Linked DNA regions of Mus musculus: region 1 is linked to region 2. The links are chromatin loops, found by intact Hi-C in ENCODE. Cell type or tissue: heart. All regions are shown on one strand.

Region 1 (8,000 bases), 170 kb after region 2:
ACAAACCCAGACCTCTGCCCAAAGGAATAAATACATCCAGTCCTCATCCACTTTCCCCTTTCTCGTGTTCTGAACCTGCCTCTTAGGACCTGGTTATTGCTGGTTGCTTTTAGACAGATATACAACAAGAATTAAGGTTTAGATAAAGAAAAGCAGAAGGTGGAAATTAGGCAGCTTGGCCAGAGCAGGAACAGGAAGAATGCTGAGTCTGAGGAGAAAGTGATTGTTAAAGGGAAGCTGTGTGGCACTGCAGCTGTAAGAAATCAGCCAGGCCCCACCCTTCAAAGGCTCAGCACGAGAACAAGAACCAAGTTGTCCTTTCCTATGTTTGTCACAGCGGTAAGAAAAATAAATGCACAAGGGCTGGCCAGGCCTGCAGACTACATGAGTGTCAGCAGCTGCAGGCGTTTTCATAGTTACTTTCTTATTGCTGTGACAAGATGGCCAACAGGAATCATTTAAGGCTTTATTTCATCTTAGGGTTCGAGATGAAGCCTGTCACCCACGGGGAGGAAGTCATTGCACTGCACTGTCAATCAAGCAGAGAGAGGGAAGAACGCCTTGCTCAGCGCTCTCCTTCAGGACCCCAGCCCATGAGGTGGTGCCACCGACACTTAGGGTGGGCCTCCCCACTTCCACTAACCAGTATAATCACTCACAGGCATGCCCAGAGATGTCTCTTATAGATTGTAGATCTAGTCAAGTTGACATACACTATTAACTATAAAAGAATCCATTTCTCAGGCTCTGGGTCTAGTTTTACCTTCCAATGAGACACCAGAATTCGCACATGTGGAGTGTAGAACACACAAGTGTATGTGGGTATATATAGATGCTTTATGAAACATGGATATGTGGGGGGAGGGTATAGGGGACTTTTGGGATAGTATTTGAAATGTAAATGAAGAAAATATATAATAAAAATTGAAAAAGCCATGGATATGTATGAGGGAGTGTGTGTGTGTGTGTGTGTGTGTGTGTGTGCGCGCGCGCGCATATGCTTACCATGAAGAAGGCAAAGAAATGTGCAAGATTGTGGGTGCCTGAATACCTATGCATTAGCAGGCTTCTCTGTGTGAGGTGCATTTCACTGTGTGATTCTGAGTGCATGAGAGTGGGTATAAGAGTGTATGTGTGTATAATTGTGTGTGCACTGGTCCGAATGTGCACATGAAACAGGGTATGCACGTTCAAGACTATTAGCCCATGGTGACTGCTTCTATCTCTTATGTAGTTTCATACAGATATCTCATTTAAGCAACACAGTGTGTCCTTGATCACCTAGGTATCTGGGTTATAAAATGACTCTTACAACCCATGCATCAGCAAGGTGGGCAGCAGTGAGCATTCCACATAGGAATATGGACTGGCATAGGACAGCGTGCAGAGCTTCAGCAGAGTGTGGGAACCCCTCACCTGCTGTTCTAGGAGGAATGGGCTCAAAAGACTGTAGGAGACTGGAGAGAGACAGGAGGCTGCAACCACCCCTGCTGAGGGAGAGTGTAAACCCCAGGACATTGGCACCATGACTTTGAACAATGCAAATGGACCAGTCTGAGGCATAGGACACAGCTCACTTGATTCACAGAAAACCCTGAACAGGGTGTGCAGTACTCTAGAAGCAGCTACATCAAATCATGGGTCAAACTTGGATGATGTGTTCAGTGTCCATATTGGAAGTGACATGAAGTGATTATTAGATCTGCTCATCATTCGAGAACAAATGGGTAGGTGTGCCACAGAGGTTGTGGGTGGGACTGGTTTTGGTCATAGAACCAAGATCCAGCTTGAGAAAGACACCAGGATACACTGCATAGGACATCATAAGAGAAGAGGGAAATATAGCCCTGGACAATCTACTAACTAACATCTATGAATCCACTGCTGCAGGACTATTGGAAAAAGAGCCGGGGAGGCAGGATGGAGACTCACAAAAGACAGTGGGACTGTGACCGGGGCCAGAGGCTTGAGGGCAGACAGACAGGACAGAGACATGACCACATATATCTACTTTATTGGGCCATGTCCTCTGTCCTGCATTTCAGTGAATGAAGAAGCACAGAGGCTTGACCATAGACAGCACTGATATTACATGCTTTCAGATACTCAAGCAACTAAGAAGAGAGATAGGAACCAGGACAGACATGCAGAGCTGATTAGAGAAGCCATTTTATTTGGTACAGGGATTAAGGGGATGCTGGAGTCATTCTTCTGCGTTCTCGACCCAGTTCCACAGTGGGATGGGCATGCTTGCCCACTTGCCTCTTGCCTCAGTCACAGAGGACAGAGATGGATGGGAATAGATATGTCCCATCTATCATGGCAACCCCTGTTTAGAGACACTGGTCAGCAGCAGGAGGGGTTACAGGTCACAGGTCTGCAGACTACAGTTGGACAGGATGGTTGGCAGCCTCCAGATGACTGACAGGAGGAGGTCACACAGACAGGCCGGCAGCTCACAGGCATACACACAGAGGACTGGCAGGAGGGAGCCATGCACACAGTGGGCCTGCAGCTTACAGGCACACAGCAGGCTACCTGGTATCTAACAGGAATGCATATAGCAGGTCTGCAGCATGCTGACTGGCAGGAACTAGACACACAGCAGGATGACTGGCAGGGGTTGGACACACAGCAGGATGGCTGGCAGGGGCTGGACACACAGCAGGATGGCTGGCACCCTGAAGAGCAGCTGGTGTGACACATGGTAGAGGCTGGCTGGTTTGGAGGAAGGTGAGGATGTCTGAAGCTCCTTCCCAGGGTGGCTTTTATACCCAGCTCAGTGTTCCAATTACCCAGAATGCATCTGGCATTCCTTGTTTGCTTCCTCTGACCTCCCAGGTTAGCTTTGCTATTGTCTGTGTACATGATTTGTTTGCCCTCAGCCTCATGGCTAATTATACCTGTTCCAGCCCCTGCTGAGTCTGGGCTCCCATCTCCCCTGGGGCCATCTGGAGTCTACCAAGTTCCATCACTTCCTGTTTCTGCATATGAGATCCCAAAGTTCCAGGGGTCCAGAAGTTCTCCCTGTGTGAGAATCCTTACATACCCACAAAGATCCCACTTCTCATAGGGTTAGGAAAGGGTTTGAAGGGAGGCTGAATACAGGAAGTATCTTCTTATGATCCACAGATGGAGTCAGATAACAGGCAGAAGCAAGGGCATAGAGGGCACCTCTCTTTCTGTGTGTGTGTGGGGGGGTGTAGGGTGGGTGTGTGCATGTAAGTATGCACATGAGGTTCAAAATTAGTGCATGTGTTTGTGAGTGTAAATGTCTGTATAACCATACATGTGTATCTATGACTGTAAGCCCATGTGTGACCATATGACACTAAAGGCCTGATTTCTTCTCCACCCAAGCCTCCCCAGTCCCTGCTACCTTGCCACATCTACTGCTCTCCTTGGGCCACCTGCTTGTCCTATGGTTCTGTGTTGCTCCATCACTGCCTGCTGCCCTCCTAAGGTTGGGAGAGTTGCTTGCTTGCTGCTACTGCTGCTGCTCCTGCTGCTGCAGACCCCCCCATGTGGTTCTGTGGGAAGGACCCTGTACCCCGGGTCTGCCCCTGCCAGATGGCCTGTAGTGACCCTGAAAGCCACCAGTCCCCGAGATGCTGTGCCCTGCTAGCCCCTCAGTCATGTCTCCTCTGCTTGCTGCTGATCTCTCCTCTGCAGGCCCTCAAACACTGGCCCTGCCTGGATTAGACCTGTCATTCTGGTCAACACTCCATCATGATTATCCAGATTTACAAAGGGTCTCCTCTCCACAGGCCCTACAGGTGGTATGGAAGCACCACCCAAACTCTCGGTTTCTATTCTCCTTACCTGTCCTCTCTGCTTTGAAGAAAATCATACCTGCCCCTGAGTGATCAGAGTGTTAAGACTCTCATCCTTTTTCTGCGATCTCTTGTTCCAAACTCCCTTCCTAGGGACCGGCCTGTCCCCTCAGTGAGATCCTAGCAACCAGATGGAGGTCAGGAGAGACCTGAGGGCTGGTGCTATGAAGGGACCATAGGAAGATTCATCTTCACTATCAACTTGAATGGATTTAGAATCACCAAGACATGGAGGCACATCTCTAACAGGTCTGTGAATGTTTCCAGGGAAGATTAACTGTGAGTCTAGACTCTCTTTGAATGGAGTGGCTCCCTCTGGTGGGCCAGGATTAACAAAAAAAATAAAGAAGAAAACTAATAAGTTAAAAGTGTTCTTATAGCCGGGCATGGTGGCGCACACCTTTAATCCCAGCACTTAGGAGGCAGAGGCAAGCGAATTTCTGAGTTCAAGGCCAGCCTGGTCTACTGAATGAGTTCCAGGACAGCCAGGGCTATACAGAGAAACCCTATCACCAAAAAACCAAAAAAAAAAAAAAAAAAAAAAAAAACAGAAAACCAAAAACCAAAACAAAACAAAAAAGTGTTCTTATCTCTATTTTGCGGCCCATTGTGACTGTTCTGCCCCCCTCCCCATAGTGAATTGAAGTCTCTGAATCCAAAAGCTAAAACCTCTTTCATCCTTTAAGCTGTTTTACTGGGTAACTCAGCACAGCCATGCAAAAATAACTAATACAGAAAATTAGTCAGCAATGTCGGGACACTGTCGTGACTAACCCTGACTATGTTTCCTTAGGCCTTTGACTGGTTTGGATCTGTTGTGAAGAGTTTTGACATATAGGCTTTATGACTCTCAGAAGCTATACAAAGAGCTAATGAGACACCCAGGTGAGAACTCAGAAGACTAGAATGCCAACAGATGTGCTTATCAAGTTTCATGATGCTCTTGGGCACTGGACCAGAGGTCATCCATGTGGTATTCTACAAGGGAATTTCCTCTGAGTCCAGAAATGCTACGCAAGGCTGAGTTTATAAGCAGTGGCTAAATTAACCATGTGGAAGAGATTTCAAGGCAACAGAGAGTTCATGCAGTGGCCTGGTCATTGCTGAGGGCTTTTAGACAGATTTACAGTGAGAATCAAGAACTAAAAGCAGAGCAGTTGGGAAGCCATGCAGCCTGGCCAGAAGGGAGGCAATCAGAGTGCCATGGTTGTAGAGGGTATAGCTGTCAGAGAGATCAATGTCATTAAAGAGAAGTCAACCACTCCATCCTGGAACAATAAAGATCTGGCCAGATCTTACTGTACATCAGAGGTTCCAGAATGAGAACATGAGCCAAGATAAATCCTGTACCTTTAAATGATTCATCCTTTACTGTCTCACAGGGATGAGAGAAGCTAACTCTGCAGAATTGGTGGGACCTCTGCCTGTGCCTCTGAACGGCAGAGAGACAAATAAGACTCTCAGATTAGAGACCAGAATGATGCACAGGCATGCTTGAGTGAAGGTGCATGAGTGTACAGAAATAAGCGTGGCTGTGTGTCTGCAGAAGCATGCAAACATGCAAAGAAGTGTGAATGTGTGTGTATGTTTGTGTGTGTGTGTGTGCTTATGAGTATGCTAAGACACACAGATATGGAAATGTGTAAGTACGAGCACCTGGATATATGGGTATGAGTGAGTGTACACACATGTGTATGTATGAGCTTTTCCACATGTGTTCTTTTATGTGCACAAGGGTATGAGAACAAGAGTATATGTGTGTGCATGTGTATGTGTGTAACTGGGATGTAAACACACCATAGGTGTATGGCATATACTGCATGTTCAGGGCAGTTAGTTTTATTCACACAGCACAGGAGAACCCTGACAACCCTGGCAGCTAAGGGGTAAAACAATTTTTACAACTCATGTCTCATGGCCAGCCTGAGAGGAATAAAGGAAACATTTGGAGCTCAAGGCAGCCAAGAGTGGGAACTCCAGAGTACCAGGTGCAGGATATCATGGGGTGCAGCAGAGGAGGAGACATCCATGTCTGTCTGTCTCAGGAACATCACAGGGAGCAGTCACAAGAGACTGCAGAGATTGAGGATAGAGCCAGCCAATGGAGACGGACTGTCACCAACACTTCCCAGAGGAAACCCATCCCCAAAGCTATACATAGCCTTGAACGACCATCTTCTACTGTTAATGGGATTTAAAATCACCATGGAAATGTGCTTCTGGGCATACTGATGATTGTATTTCCAGAAAGATTTGACTGAGGAGAACAGTCCCACCCTAAACATAGTCAGCACAAGCACTGTTTGACGGGTCGTGATTCCAATGTGCTAAAACAGAGAAGGCTAGCTGAGTACCAACATGCAATGCTCGCTTTGCTTCCTGACTGTAGATGCAATGTGAGCTACCACCTCACCCTCTTTCCACTCTGACCGGTTATACCCTCAAACTGTGAGCCAAAATATGCCCTTCCTTCAGGTACTAGTCACTGGATATGTTGTCCCAGAAAGAGGGACAAAGAAACTAACCCAATCATTGAAAAGATCTGAAATAGAAACATAAGTGACCCATACCATGCCTTGAAAAGATCCAGAACAACGCACACGTGGCTACGACAGGGGCCACCCCAAGAAGTTGACGAGACGTGTGTTCTAGCTGCTTTACAGGCAAGTGACTAGATGTGTGTCCATCATATTGTAATTGATCAACAATAAGAAAATGAGCATACATTTCCCCAGTACTGAGGTGATTCGGAGCCACAGTCTATATGACTGAAATTCAAACATTTCAAAGCTGCCCAGTAGGAAGAAAGTCACTGTGACTTGGGACACAAGGCATCCACAGAGGACAAAGAAAACCTTTTATAAAACACTCTAGGACTATGCATGGGCACCCCCTGCAGGGGAAGGCAAGAAGGAGCAGACACTGCAAAGAGATACAGCAAGTCCATCCCAGAGGCCACAGGGATGCCAGGGGCATAAACACGCCACACCCTCCTCCTGGCAAGCCATGACTTCGTGCTGCCTCCTAAGGAACCTCCTATGGTGAGTCTGCATCATAGAAACCACTAATCTTCTATGCTTCCTGATGCCAAAGCCACCAGGAAAGACAGACAGGAACCAGGAGAGACATGCACAACTGACTAGAGAAGCCACTTTATTTAGCACAGGGAGTAAGAGAAGGACCCTGGAACCAGGACATCCTGAGAGAAGGGCAGGGAAAGAGGTATCTGTATTATTCATCTGTGTTCTCTCCCAAGTGCCAGGGTGAGCTAGGTGTGCTTCCAGTCTGTTTCAAGTGCAGAACCACCACCACAGAGGGAGGGGATGAACATGTCCCATTTGCACTGGCAGCAGCTGGTTTGGAAACACTGGTCAGCAGCAGGAGGGGGTACTGCAGGTCACAGGTCTGCAGACCAGGGTGGGGCAGGAGGGCTGGCAGCATCCAGATGACTGACAGGAGGAGGTCACACAGATAGGCCGGCAGCTCACAGGCATACACACAGAGGACTGGCAGGAGGGGGCCATGCACACAGTGGGCCTGTAGCTCACAGGCACACAGCAGGTCACTTGGTATCTAACAGGAATGCATATAGCAGGCCTGCAGCATGCTGACTGGCAGGGGCTGGACACACAGCAGGATGGCTGGCAGGGGCTGGACACACAGCAAGATGGCTGGCACCCTGAAGAGCAGCTGGTGTGACACATGGTGGAGGCTGGTTGGTCTGGGAGAAGGTGAGAATGTCTGGAGCTCCTACCTGAAGTGGCTTTTATACCCAGCTCAGTGTTCCAAATACCCAGAATGCAGCTGGTCTTCCTTGTTATTTTCTCTGACCTCCAGCCTAGTGTTGCTGTTGTTCATGTTCTTGTTTGGTTTGCCCAACTCCATGACTAACGCTGTTCTCTAGCTGCTGCTACATCTAGGCTCCCAAGCCATCTTCTCCTGGTGCTACCTGGATTCCAAGCCCAATGAAGTTCAGATTTCTTTACCTGAGTTCCCAGAAATCCAAGAGTCCAAATATACTCCCTGTAGGATGACAGTCCTCCCACAACCACAGATTCTGGAAGGCTCTGCAACACAAAGGAGGTTGAACACAGTGCATGCCCTCATTCATCAATGTCCTGAGGAAAGGCAGGTGGGACAAGCCAAATCCTTGAAAAGCAGGTGAAA
Region 2 (8,000 bases):
GGCATGTCATCAGATTCCACCTGGAGCTGGAGTTACAGAGGATTCAGTGCTGCCCCGTGCAGGACCTGGAAACTGAATTCTGAGTCCCCTGGTATTGCAGCAAGCACTCTTCACCACTGAGCTGTCTCTTCAGCTCTTCTAAAGTGGATTCCCAATCCCACCTTCTTGTTCCACTTGCTTTCTTTCAAAAGGCCTACTGGGTGCTTTATTCTAAACCTAACTCTCAGCAGACTCCCAGCTCCAGATGTGGGAGTCTGGTATGGCAATATGACTCCCTCCAAGGGCCACTGGGTCCAGAGCCCCACAGGCAGCTCTGTTGAGATTGGTTCTGGGCTGGGCTGGACATTATTACTATTTCCTCTTTTTGTTCTTTGTCCCAGGTGTTATTTTTATTTTTATATTAAAAAAATATATATGTGAGATTGTCAAAACTAAACATTGTGGGTACCTGTCAATCAAAGAGTGGGCCCAAGTAGAAGCCCTTCCTCCCTTTCTTACCTTCCTGGACCACAGCCAGGAAGTCTGTGTGCTGCCTTGCCATGATCCCCCTTGCATCTTTATAGCCGTGCATCCCCATGAACACACAGTACCTGTGTGACCTGTGATGCGACAGCTATCAACCTTACATTTACTTGACTGTTGGCCTTAGAGTCTTTTCTTGGAAGAGTCTAAATTCCCTCAGTATTTTCTCTCTCAGGCTGAGGAGTACCTGGCACTCAGGAGGGGTGGCGAATATCTCTAATAGCTCTTAAGGAATAAAGAGCCCAGTTCCTGCTGCATTCTAGATTGGTAACCACACTGGGTCTAGCCTGAAGCTCAACCCTGTGACTCGGCTGTCACTGTCGGGACAGTGTAGCTGCAGCTGAGGTTTTCTTAGAGGTAGTGAGAGTCCTCCCAGAGGAACGCCACGAGGGCGGGGACAACTCTGCCTTCTCAGTGCTGAGGTGGTGGCCCTGCAGAGCAGGTGGGTCAGGATCTAGCAGCGCATGGTGGGAGGGGACACCTGTCTGAGGTCCTGGACCTCCCTGATGCTCATGCGTGTGTCATGACAGACAAACCATTTCTCCTTGTGGAGGTGCTGGGCCTTCTCTTGGGGAACTCACATCGCTAGACTTTTCTCTCTTTTAAAAAAAAGATTTATTTATTTATTTATTTATTATATGTAAGTACACTGTAGCTGTCTTCAGACACACCAGAAGAGGGTGTCAGGTCTTATTATGGATGGTTGTGAGCCACCATTTGGTTGCTGGGATTTGAACTCAGGACCTTCGGAAGAGCAGTCAGTCCTCTTAACTCCTGAGCCATCTCTCCAGCCCCTAGGCTTTTCTTGAAAGAAGAAAGCAGCCACAGATACAGGGCCAGCCACAGCGATGGTCCTCATTATCATGTCTACCTGCTCTGGATAAGTGTCCTGGGAGGAAGTTGGGGATGACCCCGGCAGGCCTTTCCTGTGTCACCCACCCATCAACTCACTCTGCCCTTGCAACCACCTGGTTGGTACCTGCAGGTGGGGATGTCCTGGAACTTGACAAAGGTCTGAGCGGTGATGTTCAGCTCGTAGATAACAGAGCTGAGGACATAGGAGTCATTTTGTGCCTGCATCTGCACATCGTAGCTGTGACTGTTTGCCACTGCAAGGAAGATCCTCTCGCCAATGTGGAAGACCTCCCAGTCTGCGGCGCCGAATGTCTGGAGCAAATGAAAAGCGGTGGAGGAGGCCCGGTGAGGATGGCTCCCATCCCAAGCCACTAATATCATCACCACTATGCCCGGTGACCTAGAGCCAGCTCTTCCACCGAAGCCACCTGGCTGCCATCCTTTTACCAAGACTCCAAAACAGAGTTCCTCTGCCTGTTTGCTCCAAAGGTCACTCAGTCCCATGAGGTGTGAGGTGGTGGAAGGAGTGGGCTGGAGACATTCACAATCCTGGTCCAGGAGGAGGCCCTGAGCAAGAGGGAATGTCACTAGGAAAGCCCTAGTAAGTATGTGACTACCTAAGAAGACAGAGGGACAGGAGGCCAGGACATAGGGAGGAACATGCTAGCCTGTATGGGGGTCTAAGGTTGAGGATAGTGCTCTACCAGTGGTCAGGAACCCCAAGCCACAGCCAGGGGCTCTGCAGTCTTAGCTCCTGCTCAAGTCTATATCTTCTGCCCTGAGCTACACAAAGAGAAGAAGCTGCCTTGTGGAGGTGAGGGGTGGAGCCTGTGGCAAGAGGAAGAGCTAGATCAGGAACTACTGTCCATCTGAGAGCCGAGGCTGCCACCGTATGGTCTCAGGGCCTCAACAGAAAGGCTGCCCAGGAGCGAGGAAGGTGGAGGGCACAGAACTCAGGCTTGGAACTAAAAGCAGAATATAGACACAGCAAAGCAAAAGCTAGAACCTAACTTCCAGAGGCCAATGGGACCAACAGCTAATTGTTAGAAGCTCAACTCTCCTCTGAGGGTGAAAACAGCACATGCAACTGCTATAAGGAATCATCATGTCTACTAGCCAGTGACACAAGTCCTATGGGGACAGGGGTGAACCCTGCATTTGGGTACAGTTGATTCCTGCTGGAATGTTCATTAGGTGATTCCCCTATGTCTCAGGATAACACCTTGGGCCAGCATCTGTTGGGATTCTCAGTGAACAATGGGGACCTGAACCCAGGACAGGAATGTTCAAGCCACACAGCCAGCAGCTGCTTCTCTGAGCAAGGCAGGCTATCCTGGGGCTGATCCAGGTTGTCCTAGCTGGGTACAGAGTGAGCCATGCTGTAGATTGTGCTCCAGACAAGTCAGTCACATGCCCTTGCTTCAACTGAGCAGAGAAGTCTCCTGCTTGAAGGGCATCTTGCACAGCCAGTGTAGGAAATGGCTCTGGGATTTCCATGTGTGTGTTCATATGTGCAGGTATACATACATATGTGTGCACGTGTGTGTGGAGGTCAGAGGTCGACCTCAAGTAGTATCACCCAGTAACCATTTGCTTTGTTATTTTCTGAGAGAGGATCTCTCTGTAGGACTTGGGGTTCATCAATTAAGCTATCGGTCAGCCCCAGAGATCGCTCTTCTCTGTCTCTCTAGAATTTAAGATTACAAGCATTTGTTTACTTACTACATGCCTAACTGTTGTTGTTATTGTTTTCAAGACAGGGTTTCTCTATGTAGCCCTGGCTGTCCTGGAACTCACTCTGCAGACCAGGATGTCCTCAAACTCAGAGATCCCTCTGCCTCTGCCTCCCAGTGCTGGGATGAAAGGCACGCGCCACCGCTGGCCTGCTTACTCCTAACTTTTTAACCAGGGTTCTAGGGACCAATTGGTAGATAAGCACTTTACCTACTGAATCATCTTCACAGCCTTCCTCTGGAGGTTATTATTATTATTATTGTTATTATTATTATTATTATTATTATTAAACCTGCCCTCAGTATAGGTCAGTTAACTCCTTGTCTGCACACTACCCAAGAGGCCTTATTCCTTGGATGTTCACAGTCTGGCAGGCCAGCAGAACGTAACAGCATTCTCTCCACAGACAACAGAGGGCGCCAATACCCGCTGAGCTCAGCTGCCCAGGTAGTGGGGCAAGAACCAGCTGGGAATCCAAAGAGGAGGCAGCTGGGAGACTGATCCAGAATGAGCTTGAGACGCCTGCGAGGCATAAGATTCACCTGAGGGATGAGACTCTGGAGGACAAGAGGTCCAGGAGCCCTGGGTCACAAAGCCTGGGGCAGGGCGGAGACTTTCTGGATCAGCCTACCTTCTCACAGGGCTGTGTCCAACTGTTGGGACCAGTCCCAGGACTACTCCAGTTAACCCGCAGCACCTTCAGACTGCCAGACCCCCACCCAAGCAGGGCAGAACACAGGTAGTGCCCTGAATGCCACCATATTGTTTCTTGTAAGTTAAGTGCTGAGAAAATAGTCCCTGCCGATGACATACATGTTACATCCCTGCAGGCATACACACTCACAAACACACAGGTGCACTCTCATGCTCACAGCACATGTGTACATGTATGTATATGCACAGGAATCTGTGTGTGCACATACACAGGAATATGTCCACACACGTGTATGACACATACACAATGTCTGTGTGCACAGACACAAATGTATGCGCACACCTGAAAGTGTGTGTCTGAACATGTGTATAGGCAGGTGCCTGTGTGAATGTATATACACACCCATGCAGTATGCATCTCCCTCAGGATCACCAAGGCTTCCTTTTCAGCTCTGAACTGCTTGCTGTCTGCTCACCTGCAGTAATGGGGCCTGAAGGTTGCACAGGAAGTCCTGGTCATGGCTGTTCTGTGCCACCCCAAGGTAGCAGGAGGCTCTCCTGGACCTGTGTGAGAGGTGTCACCTTCCTGCTGGGGCCAGGCCAGCCCCAGGGAGCAGCTAAGTGTCTTTCCTGCCACTCAGAAGCCCAGAGCTGGGGGTGGAGCTTTGGCAGTGCAGAAGAGTGGCCGAAGTGTAGGGGAAGAAGAGGGAGTCAGTGGGTGGGAAGGCCGGAAAGGGTTTCAGGAAAGCAAAACTAAAGGGACACCAGGAGCATGTGGGGAGCAGAGGTGAAGGAAGCCACTATGGAGAGCCCATGGGGAGACAGAGACAGCTTTGGGGCACAGAAAGGGCAGAAGCTAATGTATGTCAGGAGTCCTTCCTCATGGGGTATGTGAGGCTCACCCCACTGGGCAGGTGCTGGGTCAGGGGCTTCAGTCACCTCTTGGAGAGCCTGCTGTGTCCCTAAGAGAGACACAAAGCCTGCTGTGTGCTCAGGTAGGTGGGGCTCAGAGGCAGCTCAAGCTCCTGTCCTCTCTTTGAGCCAGGTGGGCCAGGGCCAGGGTGCTGACTTAGAAAATGTGGGTAACCCCCAATATCAAGTACTTGAGAAATGATATTCTATTCTCCCTTTATCCCTCACAATAGTTGGGATATAATCCTATAAAAAATTTCTTTTCATTTATCTAAGATTCACGTTGTCCATGGTTCCTTGGGAGTGTCTGACAGGGACTGGTGGAGACCTGCAGGGACCCAGTCAACTCAATCTCGGAACCCTTAGCTGGCCAGGTGGCTGGCTCACAGCTAACTAGTCACTGGCTGCAAGGATTCCCAGGGCCAGCTACCAGACCACCCCCTCCAGGCCCCAAGTTCTCACTACCCCCACTACAAGCCCCTCCCACTCAAAGGTGAAAGGGCAGCCACAGGCTAGATCGGGCGCTGTAGCTTAGATTGCTCCTGGTGCTGGAGCCCAGACAGTCAGATACCCTCTGGGCTAGAATGCCTTCCCTCTCTCTTAGAGGAATTCCCCCCAGAGAGCTGCCTGCTGTCCAAGCATTTGGGTGTGTGCCACCAGAGTACCTTGGCAGGATAATGGCACTTCCAGGAGCTGCTGCCAGGAACACCTGGCATCCCACAGCTCCCATTAGGGTGGGTAGGATACAAAGGCTGCCATCAATGGATTAGTAGCCGGGCAAAAAAGACTGGGCCTGGCTTTGATGGGGCTGGGGGGATGGAGAGAATGAGGATGTTTTTGTGGTCTAGGAGTGCCAGGAGAGGAGGGAAGGAGAATTCACAGCCAGGGCTGCCTCAGCTGCCAGGGAGGACAGTCAATCAGAGGCCCCTCACAGTGGGCACTCAGGCCAAGTAGGCACCCAAGGTTGCCAGGAGATGCACTCCTGAGGTCCCTGTGCACAGCGCACTACCTAACCAACTCCCGATGACCCCCTATGTGCTCTTGCCTGACCACAGAGGTCTCCCCCATATCTGGTGCCTTCTCAACCAGCAAAGGTCAGGGCCAGTTTCTGTCTGGGTAAATGCAGAAGTCACGGGTATGCTGTGGTCTTTACATAGCCCAGAGCAGAAGCATCCAAGGGCCGCCCAAGTGCTGGTGGCCTGAGAGGGATGCTTTCTGACCATACCTATGTCACAGACCAGGAAACTAAGGCAGCGAGGCATCCTTATGGCCAGGCCCCAAGGGTGGTCATGCTGGGGACATGTGTTCATGCAACACACACTCTTGCACATGCAAGTATCTGCGAGCAACAGTCCTGACCTTCAGGACTCACTCAGTGTTATTCTGACATCATATCTGATGAGGTCATTACCTACTCCTGCGAACCAGGTAGCTGCTGATGTCTCTGCCCTGCTCCCACAAACCTTACTGACGCCTCCCAAACCACAGAACACTGGCAGCTGCAAGATCAAAGTCTTTAGTAACCTCAGAAGCAAATTCCCACCTGCGTGGTGCCCAGAGCTGGTTCTGAGGCTGCGTGACTGGTCTGTGTGCTTTCTACTTGGTGGTGGAGTGATTTTTTTTTCAGAGCCAAGGTTTGAACCCAAGGCCTGTGTGTGCTACACGAGCTATCTATTGCTGACACATAGCCTGGTCTGGTCCCCAGAGCACACTTTGATTTCAAGGCCCACTCTAGAACCATCCAGGCAGGTGAATGGGAAGCTGGCCCTGGCCTTGCTATCACCACCTTGGGACCCGCAATCTGGGGCAAAAGGCCGGACACTGTCACTGGTTGGAGCTCTGATGTCCGGTGTAAACACCTGGTGATGGGGAGGGTCTGCCCTTTGCTCTTTAGGATCCTTGGTATGAAATGGCAGTATGGATGTCTGTAAGCTCCTAGGAGGGAGGGAGGGACGCACTTTGTTCATTCCAAGGCTATATGCCCTCAAGCTTCCCGCCTCTGGACCAGTGAGCCAAATAAACTTCCTTTGCTTACAAATCACCCTGCCTCAGGTATTCTGCTGGAGCAGTGGACCAAGGGCCCCATCATGGAAGTCTCTGCTCTAAGAGTAAGTCTCTGGCATTTCTACTGGAACGCTTGAAACCCTGGAGGGTGTGGCTAAGAAAAGCACCTTTCAAGAGTCTCTGTCTGCACCACTCCACTCCACAGTGGCAGTCAGTCTCTGCTCTGACCCTGGCCCTAGGCTTTAAGATTCCTGATGCCTGGAGTCTCCCTTTGAACCACTGTGCACTTAGCCATGGTGCCCTGGGAGTGCCTGCTCTACGGATGGGAGCTTGCCAGGTTTGAGTCCCTGCCCCACAGACCCTTCCAGAAAGGCACGCCCTGCAGAGGTGGGTGTGTATCCCCCACAGCTTGCAGGTATGTACAGGGTATGCAGTCTCGTTTGCTTCAAAGCTCGTGTTTCATGACATTGCAAAAAGGCAAACAGTGAATGTATTAAGGCATCTCCAGGGCTGAAAGAATTTAAGCAAAGGAAGAAAGACATTGGCAAAGCATGAAAGTGGACTTCTGTGGGTTCTGAGAAGTTTGGGGGGGGGGGAGGTGTGCTGCTTATAAGGGTAGCCTGTAGCTCCAGCAGGGCTGAGCCAGTCCCTCCTCTATGTGTCTTTGGTGATTCCCGGGGGCTAGTGGCTTCCAGCTGTCTCTGCCTCTGCACCCTGCCCTCTGCTACTGTTCCAGCTGTGTCCCTCCCCCTCCTTCAGCAGAGTCACTCTTGGGGCTGCTCTCCTGTGCAGCACGGAATCAGCCGGCCCTAAGGCTCAGGGTTCTGCTATCTAGTATAGATCTCACCACAGCTTCATAGAACATATTCCCCCTTCTCTTTATCTTTATATAAACACATCACACACAACACATGGGGTCCATGGCACTGTGCAGTTGAGAACCCAGGCTCCTTACCAGGAACGACTGGAAGAGCTGGAAAGCCCCGACCAGCCAGATGTACAGGTGGGAATGCACCTGGGTGGAAGTGCCATTGAAGGTGTTGGCCACCACCAGGAAGGAGTAAGGCCCCACGGTGAAGAACTCCCAGTCGTAGGCACCCGACGTGGCAATGGACTGATTGGCTTCAAAGAGCTGGCTGCTGGGGTTCCACCTGTAGACCATGCTGTCGATGTTGTGGTTGTCCCCTGGAACCAAGGTCAGAGCTGGGGGAGGGGCGCTGTCCCCTGGGGTTCACAGCTGCTTGCAGGACACAGACAGCTACTGTGCCCATTCCTTGTATCCCCAAGTCCCTCCCTTACTGCACCCCTCAGGCAATCTC

Evidence for each region. A loop is a pair of places that touch in the nucleus more often than their neighbours do. Peaks named below come from ENCODE experiments on the same cell type or tissue, not always from the same donor. Only the 100,000 strongest peaks of a DNase experiment are listed, where the experiment ranks them.
Region 1: a loop joins it to region 2, with 2.8 times the contacts of the local background. A loop is called at or near these places in 4 of 42 quality-filtered maps.

What each region holds. Positions count from the first base shown.
Region 1 is chr10:77,706,163-77,714,162 of GRCm38, reverse strand. All of the region lies in intron 1 of Tspear (thrombospondin type laminin G domain and EAR repeats), which reads right to left. It overlaps Gm10272 (predicted gene 10272), which reads right to left and starts at 7,574. Exons shown (of 1, transcript NM_001384208.1): 1 at 7,177-7,574. The coding sequence starts at 7,537. The coding sequence ends at 7,205. It overlaps Gm10024 (predicted gene 10024), which reads right to left and starts at 2,717. Exons shown (of 1, transcript NM_001081452.2): 1 at 2,154-2,717. The coding sequence starts at 2,706. The coding sequence ends at 2,347. In heart, CTCF peaks have their summits at 4,130 (motif pointing left) and 6,732 (motif pointing left); no DNase peak of the experiment used is centred here.
Region 2 is chr10:77,874,751-77,882,750 of GRCm38, reverse strand. It overlaps Tspear (thrombospondin type laminin G domain and EAR repeats), which reads right to left. Exons shown (of 12, transcript NM_001287074.1): 9 at 7,637-7,866; 10 at 1,502-1,689. Among named protein-coding and RNA genes, the nearest start is that of 1700009J07Rik, 15 kb to the left of the region's middle. In heart, a CTCF peak has its summit at 3,526 (motif pointing right); no DNase peak of the experiment used is centred here.